Regions from separate parts of the Homo sapiens genome. Here region 1 is linked to region 2. A link is an interaction called in ENCODE POLR2A ChIA-PET data of the cell type or tissue named here. Cell type or tissue: OCI-LY7. All regions are shown on one strand. Each heading gives the region's core, and the rest is flanking DNA. Links, peaks and the distances in the headings are about the cores only. Region 1 has its middle 15 kb from the start of ATP4B. Region 2 overlaps RASA3 (RAS p21 protein activator 3).

Evidence for each region. Peaks named below come from ENCODE experiments on the same cell type or tissue, not always from the same donor. Only the 100,000 strongest peaks of a DNase experiment are listed, where the experiment ranks them.
Region 1: POLR2A ChIA-PET joins it to region 2 with 8 read pairs; 2 of 35 experiments call an interaction of 5 or more read pairs at or near these places.

Annotation. Positions count from the first base shown.
Region 1 is chr13:113,641,563-113,644,467 of GRCh38, forward strand. No RefSeq gene overlaps it. Among named protein-coding and RNA genes, the nearest start is that of ATP4B, 15 kb to the right of the region's middle. In OCI-LY7, for the core only: no CTCF peak of the experiment used is centred there; no DNase peak of the experiment used is centred there.
Region 2 is chr13:114,023,231-114,026,135 of GRCh38, forward strand. RASA3 (RAS p21 protein activator 3) reads right to left here. Exons shown (of 24, transcript NM_007368.4): 8 at 1,049-1,125. Among named protein-coding and RNA genes, the nearest start is that of C13orf46, 51 kb to the left of the region's middle. RefSeq lists an enhancer at 1,034-1,873. In OCI-LY7, for the core only: CTCF peaks have their summits at 914 and 1,124; DNase peaks (open chromatin) are centred at 891, 1,131, 1,551, 1,901 and 1 weaker place; H3K4me3 peaks cover 2,500 bases; H3K27ac peaks cover 1,946 bases.

The DNA of each region.
Region 1 (2,905 bases), core at 295-2,794, 380 kb before region 2:
GGCCCAGACGCGGTGGGCCCGGGTGGTCCCTGTGGGTGCAAACCCCACCACCACATGTTGTCTGAGGCACATCCTCCGGGAGCCCACCCTGAAAAGGTGGAAGGTGGCCAAGGGTGGAGGTCTTGGTGGACACAGGGCAAAGAGGCACCTTCCTTTTCGGTGCCTGTGGTGCAGAGAAAGATAAGCCAAGTTCCTTGGCCTTTTTTCACAATGAAAATTGAGACAAAATTTAAAAGTTTGACTTTGAGAACAAGAATAAGATTGAGAGGATTCTGGGAAGATGGTGGAATAGGGAGCACCAGGAATCTGGCTGCCCAGGTAGATGTCTACCTCGCGGGCAGGATCTGCCTGATGCAGCTGTTCTGTAACTACGGAATCTACTGAAGGCTTAAAGCTTTCAAGGGAGGCTTGGTCAGCACATTGCAGTTAATTTTGGTCCATTTCAGCTTTCTACCCCGACCTCTGTTCCTTCATTTTTCTCTTTCCCCTTTTGGGAGCCAGACATTGAAGACTAGGACGTATAAAAACAACTGTGTTGTATATATGGGGCTGCCCAGGGAGAGGCTCAGAAAAGACCCGAGAAGACCTTACGTTTACACCTCAGGCTGAACCATGGCACAGGTACAGCCTAGAGCTGTCAAAAAAGCAATAAACACAGCAATAACAAAAATGGCAAATCCGGGGGAACAGGAGACTTCTTTTCAGAGTTGTACCACAGTAATAGATTCAGATGTCCAGTTTTCAACAAACAGTGACAAGGCATACCAAGAAATGGCAAAGTATGGCCCATTTAAAGGGAAAAAAATAAAAACAAACTGTCCTTGAAAAGGATCTGTTGGCAGGTACACTAGACAAATACTTTTAAATAACTGTGTTAAAGATGCTCACGGAAGCCAAAGAACATGTGCAGAAAGTCAAGAGAATGAAAATAGAACCAAATGCAAGGATCATAATGAGGCAGACAACCTGAAAAACCAACAAGAAATTCTGTAGCTGAAAAGTACAGCAACTGAAATGAAAAATTCATCAGAGTGATTCAAAGGCAGAAGTAGCAAATTTGAAGACAGGACAGTGGAAATAACTGAGTCTGAGGAGCAAAAAGAGAAAAGATTGAAGTGAACAGAGCCTGTGGGCCCTGCAGGACACCATCAGGCTGACCAGTGCACATGTTGTGGGGTCTATGAAGGAGAAGAGAAAGAAAGGGGCAGAGAGAATATTTGAAGATAATAATGGCTGAAAACGCACCAAGTTTAATAAAAGACATGAATATAAACATCCAAGATGCACCATGAACTCCAAGGAAGATAAACTCAGAGATCCACACCGAGACACATTATAATTAAGCTTTCAAAAGACAGAGAAGACCTTGAAAGCAGCAGAGTAGGAGCAATTCATCACATACAAGGGGCCCCCAATAAAATTATCCACAGAGTTTTCCTCAGAAACTGGAGGCCACAAAGTAGTGGGCCAGTATATTCAAACTGCTAAAAGAAAAACAATAAACTACCAAGAATTCTACAACTGACAAAACTGTCCTTCAAAAGTGAGGGCGAAATTAAGACATTCCCAGATAAACAAAAGCTGAGGAAGTGTGCTGCCACTAGACCTGCCCTGCAAGATGTGATCTTATATGCAGGAAATCTGAAAGAATCCACTTAGTTTCAGACACTAGAAAAAAATCTAAACCCATAGCAAGTAGAGGGAAAACAATTTAATAAAAATTAGAGCAGAGCTAAAATCAGAGAACAAAAACAAAGGAGAAAATCAAGAAACCGAAAAGTGTGTTTAGATCAATAAAACCGACAAACCTTTAGTTAGGTATACTAAGAAAGATTGACATTACTAAAATCAGAAATGAAAATGGGGACATTTCTACTGGCTCTACAGAAATAAAAAGGATTATGAGAGAATAATAGGAACAATTGTGTGTCAACATATTTAAAAACCTAGATGAAATGGACAAATTCCTAGAGACAAAACCTACCCAGATTTAATAAAAATAAGTAAAAATCTGAATAGACCTTTGACTAGTAAGGAGATTGAATCAGTCCTTTAAAATCTCACTTTGGACCTAGTGGCTTCCCTGGTGAATTCTGCGAAACATTTGAAGAATAACTACCAGTCCTCAAGCTTTTCTAAAAAATGGAAGAGGTGGGAATACATTCTGATTCTGTGAAGCCACCATTACTACCCTGATATCAAAGCCAAAGACACCACAAGCACAAAATACCAACATGCCTGAGGAGCACTGATGCAGAAATCCTCAACAAAATACTGGCAGCGTATTTCAAAGATCATGCAACGTAAATGCTAGCAGCGTATTTAGAAGATTGCACACCATGACCTAGGGATTTATTTTTAGAATGCAAAGATATTTTGACATAACAAAATTGATCATTGTAATGCACACATAAACGGAATGAAAGAAAAAATCATGATCATCTCAATGTTTTATTAACAGCTTTTTTTTTTTTTTAAATTAGGGATGGAGTCTTGCTCTGTCACCCAGGGTGGAGTGCAGTGGCGTGATCATAGCTCACTGCAGTCTAAAACTCCTGGGCTCAAACTCCCACCTTATGCTCCCAAGTAACTAGAACTACAGGTGTGTGCCACAATGCCAGGCTAATTTTTTGATTTTGCACAGATAGGGTCTCTGTGTTGCCCAGGCTGGTTTTGAACTCCTGGCTCAAGTGATCGTCCCACCTTGGCCCCCCAAAGTGCTTGAATTACAGGTGTGAGCCACTGCGTTCAGCTGTAGTCATTGCAAGTGATGTACAAAAAGTATTTTATAAAATTCAACATCTTGTTATGGCAAAAAGAACAAACTAGGAATAGAAGGAAACTACTTCAGTATAGTTAATGCCGTATATGAAAAACTCAAAGAGAACAAACATCAAGGTGAAAG
Region 2 (2,905 bases), core at 100-2,599:
ACATCCCAGGCTCGGGGACATCCCAGGCTCGGGGAACATCCCAGGCTCGGGGAACATCCCAGGCTTGGGGGCATCCCAGGCTCAGGGAACATCCCAGGCTCGGGGGCATCCCAGGCTCGGGGGCATCCTAGGCTCGGGGTCTCAGGGCCGGCTGGGGAGGGTCAGGAGGGAGCCGTTTCCTTCCTTCTCTGTCCAGCATGGGAAGATTCGGGGGCTTCAGGGGAGGCTCATCTGCCTCTTCATAGGGAATGGAGGCATTCGTTGGTACAGAAGGAACAGAGGCTACGTTCAAAAATAAACAGGAATCCAGCTTATTTTCACTGGGAGGAGGGAACCCGCCGGGGTTTGTGAAGGGCACATTCTGACGCCTGCCCTCCCCAGAACTCTGAGTCAGCGGGATCGTGGGGCTCTCTAAATCCTGGGCCTGAGATCGCGTCCTGACCTGCGTGAACCCACAAGCGATTTCCCCGTTTCCCGTGGGAGGCGTTGAGGAGCCAGGAAAGGGCGGTGGGGGCTCCATGGGCAAAGGCTGAAGATGCAGCTTCTATGACCATACACAGGAAACATGAACCCAGGACGCCAGGTGAGAGTGTTTCACTCGAGTCAAAGGGGACAGGGTCTCCACAGAGGCCACCCAGCCGAGAGTTTCAGCAGTGCCAGTGGGTCCTGCTCGGTCAGGGCCAGGCGTCGTGCTGACCCGCCAGGCCCTGCGACCTCTGAGTGAGGCCTGAACCCATGGAAGGCGGAGGGCTTAGAACAAGACCTTAAGAACGGCTGCAGCCCCCGTCACTCCAGGTGGATGAAGCCTTACGGCCAGAGGGATGCGGACCTCTGGCTTTCGCCTCTTCGCAGGTATTGCAAGGTGAGCCCTAACACCACCCACAGGCTGTCACTTCAACTACAACTTCTAACATCCTGTTGTGAAAATTACCAAGAAAATGGAAATTCATTTCTATCTATGACCCTATATTTAGTAACAAAGAACAAAAGAGCTGAGGAGTTTGGGTGAAAACTGCCAAGTTGGGGACGCGGAGCCTGGTTTTCTCACCTGATTTCGAGCTTGTCCACGTCTTCCTCCTCAAAGTCAAAGTGGGACTTCTTGCTGTAGCTACAGGGCCGGGTCACCTGGAGTCAGACGAGAGAGAAAGCGCTGAGACCGCGGTGCCACCAGGCGGGGGTATATGCGGACCTAGGCCCCGGGCTGCCCTACCCTCTGCGCTTACCCACACACCACTCAAGGGCCACAACCAGGAAGGCGCCAGGCGGGATTCGGGATTCAGGCCTGGCTTCCTGAGTGCCAGCATTTCCTACTCACGGCGCCCCTGGAGGGGCAGACCCAGGTGAGACCTGCCCCAAGGCTGTTCACGGCCACGGCCGGACTCTCCCAGTGGCTCCTGATGGGTGCCGGGCTCTGGGTACCTAAATGTCCGTCACCTGCGCCTGCTCTGGGCCTGCCACCCCGTGAGGGAGGGAGGGTCCCCTCTGCCGTGGAGACGAAGCCAGCGCCGCCCTCCCGTGGCCCCACCTCAAGGCTCTATTTGCCAACAGGAAGTGAAACGCGTGAGGTCTGTGGAGCCTGAACCTGGCCGGCCCCGAACAGGCCCCAGCACTCCAGGGAGGGTCAGACGGTGGAAAGTCAAGACGCTGCTACCTTCCTCCTGACACCTCCGCACCGTGGGTTCCTTAGAACAGAAACGGAGTGAAGGCGTGAAGGGTCGAGGCTCCGGGACCGCCCCCCGCCAGCCAGCAGGGCCCTTGCAGCAGAGCAGGAGGCCGACCCACAGGCTCCAGGAGACAGTGGTTATCACCTGGAGTTCCGATTTAACCACCATCAGCCGTGCACCAGGTCACCTGCGTTTACAAGAAGGGCTCCGTCCTGCCCGGCCTCCCTCCCTGCCCCCCCTTCTCCGGGCCTCAGCAGTGATGCTGGCTCAGGAGCTCTCAGCTCGAAGTTCTGATGTAAGGCTTGACACCAAAATCATGTTGCTAAAACTGCCTAACCTCTGAGCTTGCACTTCCTGATTGGTAAACTGAGGTGAAGATCACGCAGGGGCAGTTCTCTGCTTCGGGTTGAGGGCTGCTGACGCCTCCTCCTTCCTGACCTACACACCACTGTCCAAAAATTTGCTTCCCCCCAACTTCCCCATCTCACAAAACTCAGGTCAGGCAATGCCTCCTCCAGGAAGCCCCCAGTGCCCCTGCCTCATGCCCTCTCTGCAGGGCAGGTCAGGCAATGCCTCCTCCAGGAAGCCCCCAGTGCCCCTGCCTCACGCCCTCTCTGCAGGGCAGGTCGGGAGCTATTGTAGGGGCTTGTCTGTTTGCATCCCTCCCATGCTGGCCTGGTGTGGTGGCCTTGGACTCCTCTGTTTTCTGCCACATCTTATCACCAGCTGATCACCAGCACGGTGCTGGCACCTGACACGTGTTGAGTGAATGAAGGCAGCTCCTACCAAATTTATGAGATTATTTAATCTCATTTAGAGAGTTAAAGGGTCTTAATGTGTCTAGTTGTTATCCTGGAAGAAAATGGTACAGACGCTGCTTCCCATAGAAACGGAACATCTGTTTTCCTGGGTCTGCTCCCAGTAGGTGGCTGTCTGACCACAGCCCGCGGGGGATGTGCTCCCTCCCCGGGGCTCAGCCTCCAGCTGGGTCAGAAGCAGCTGAAGCCGAAAGAGACAGAGTCCTGGTGAAAGAGGTCTGCTAAGGAAGGGGAGGAGACGGAGTGAAAGGTCACAGAGCCCAAAGAGCAGGGCCCCGCGCGTCCCACACAGCAGCGGTCAGCGAGGTCCGGGCCTTCCCTGGAGCCCCACAGGTGGTGACGCAGACCATGGTTTTCAGACTGTCTGTGGTCACTAAATTGCTCCTGTAGGCTGAGACCCACGTCTTTACAGAGTGAAACAGG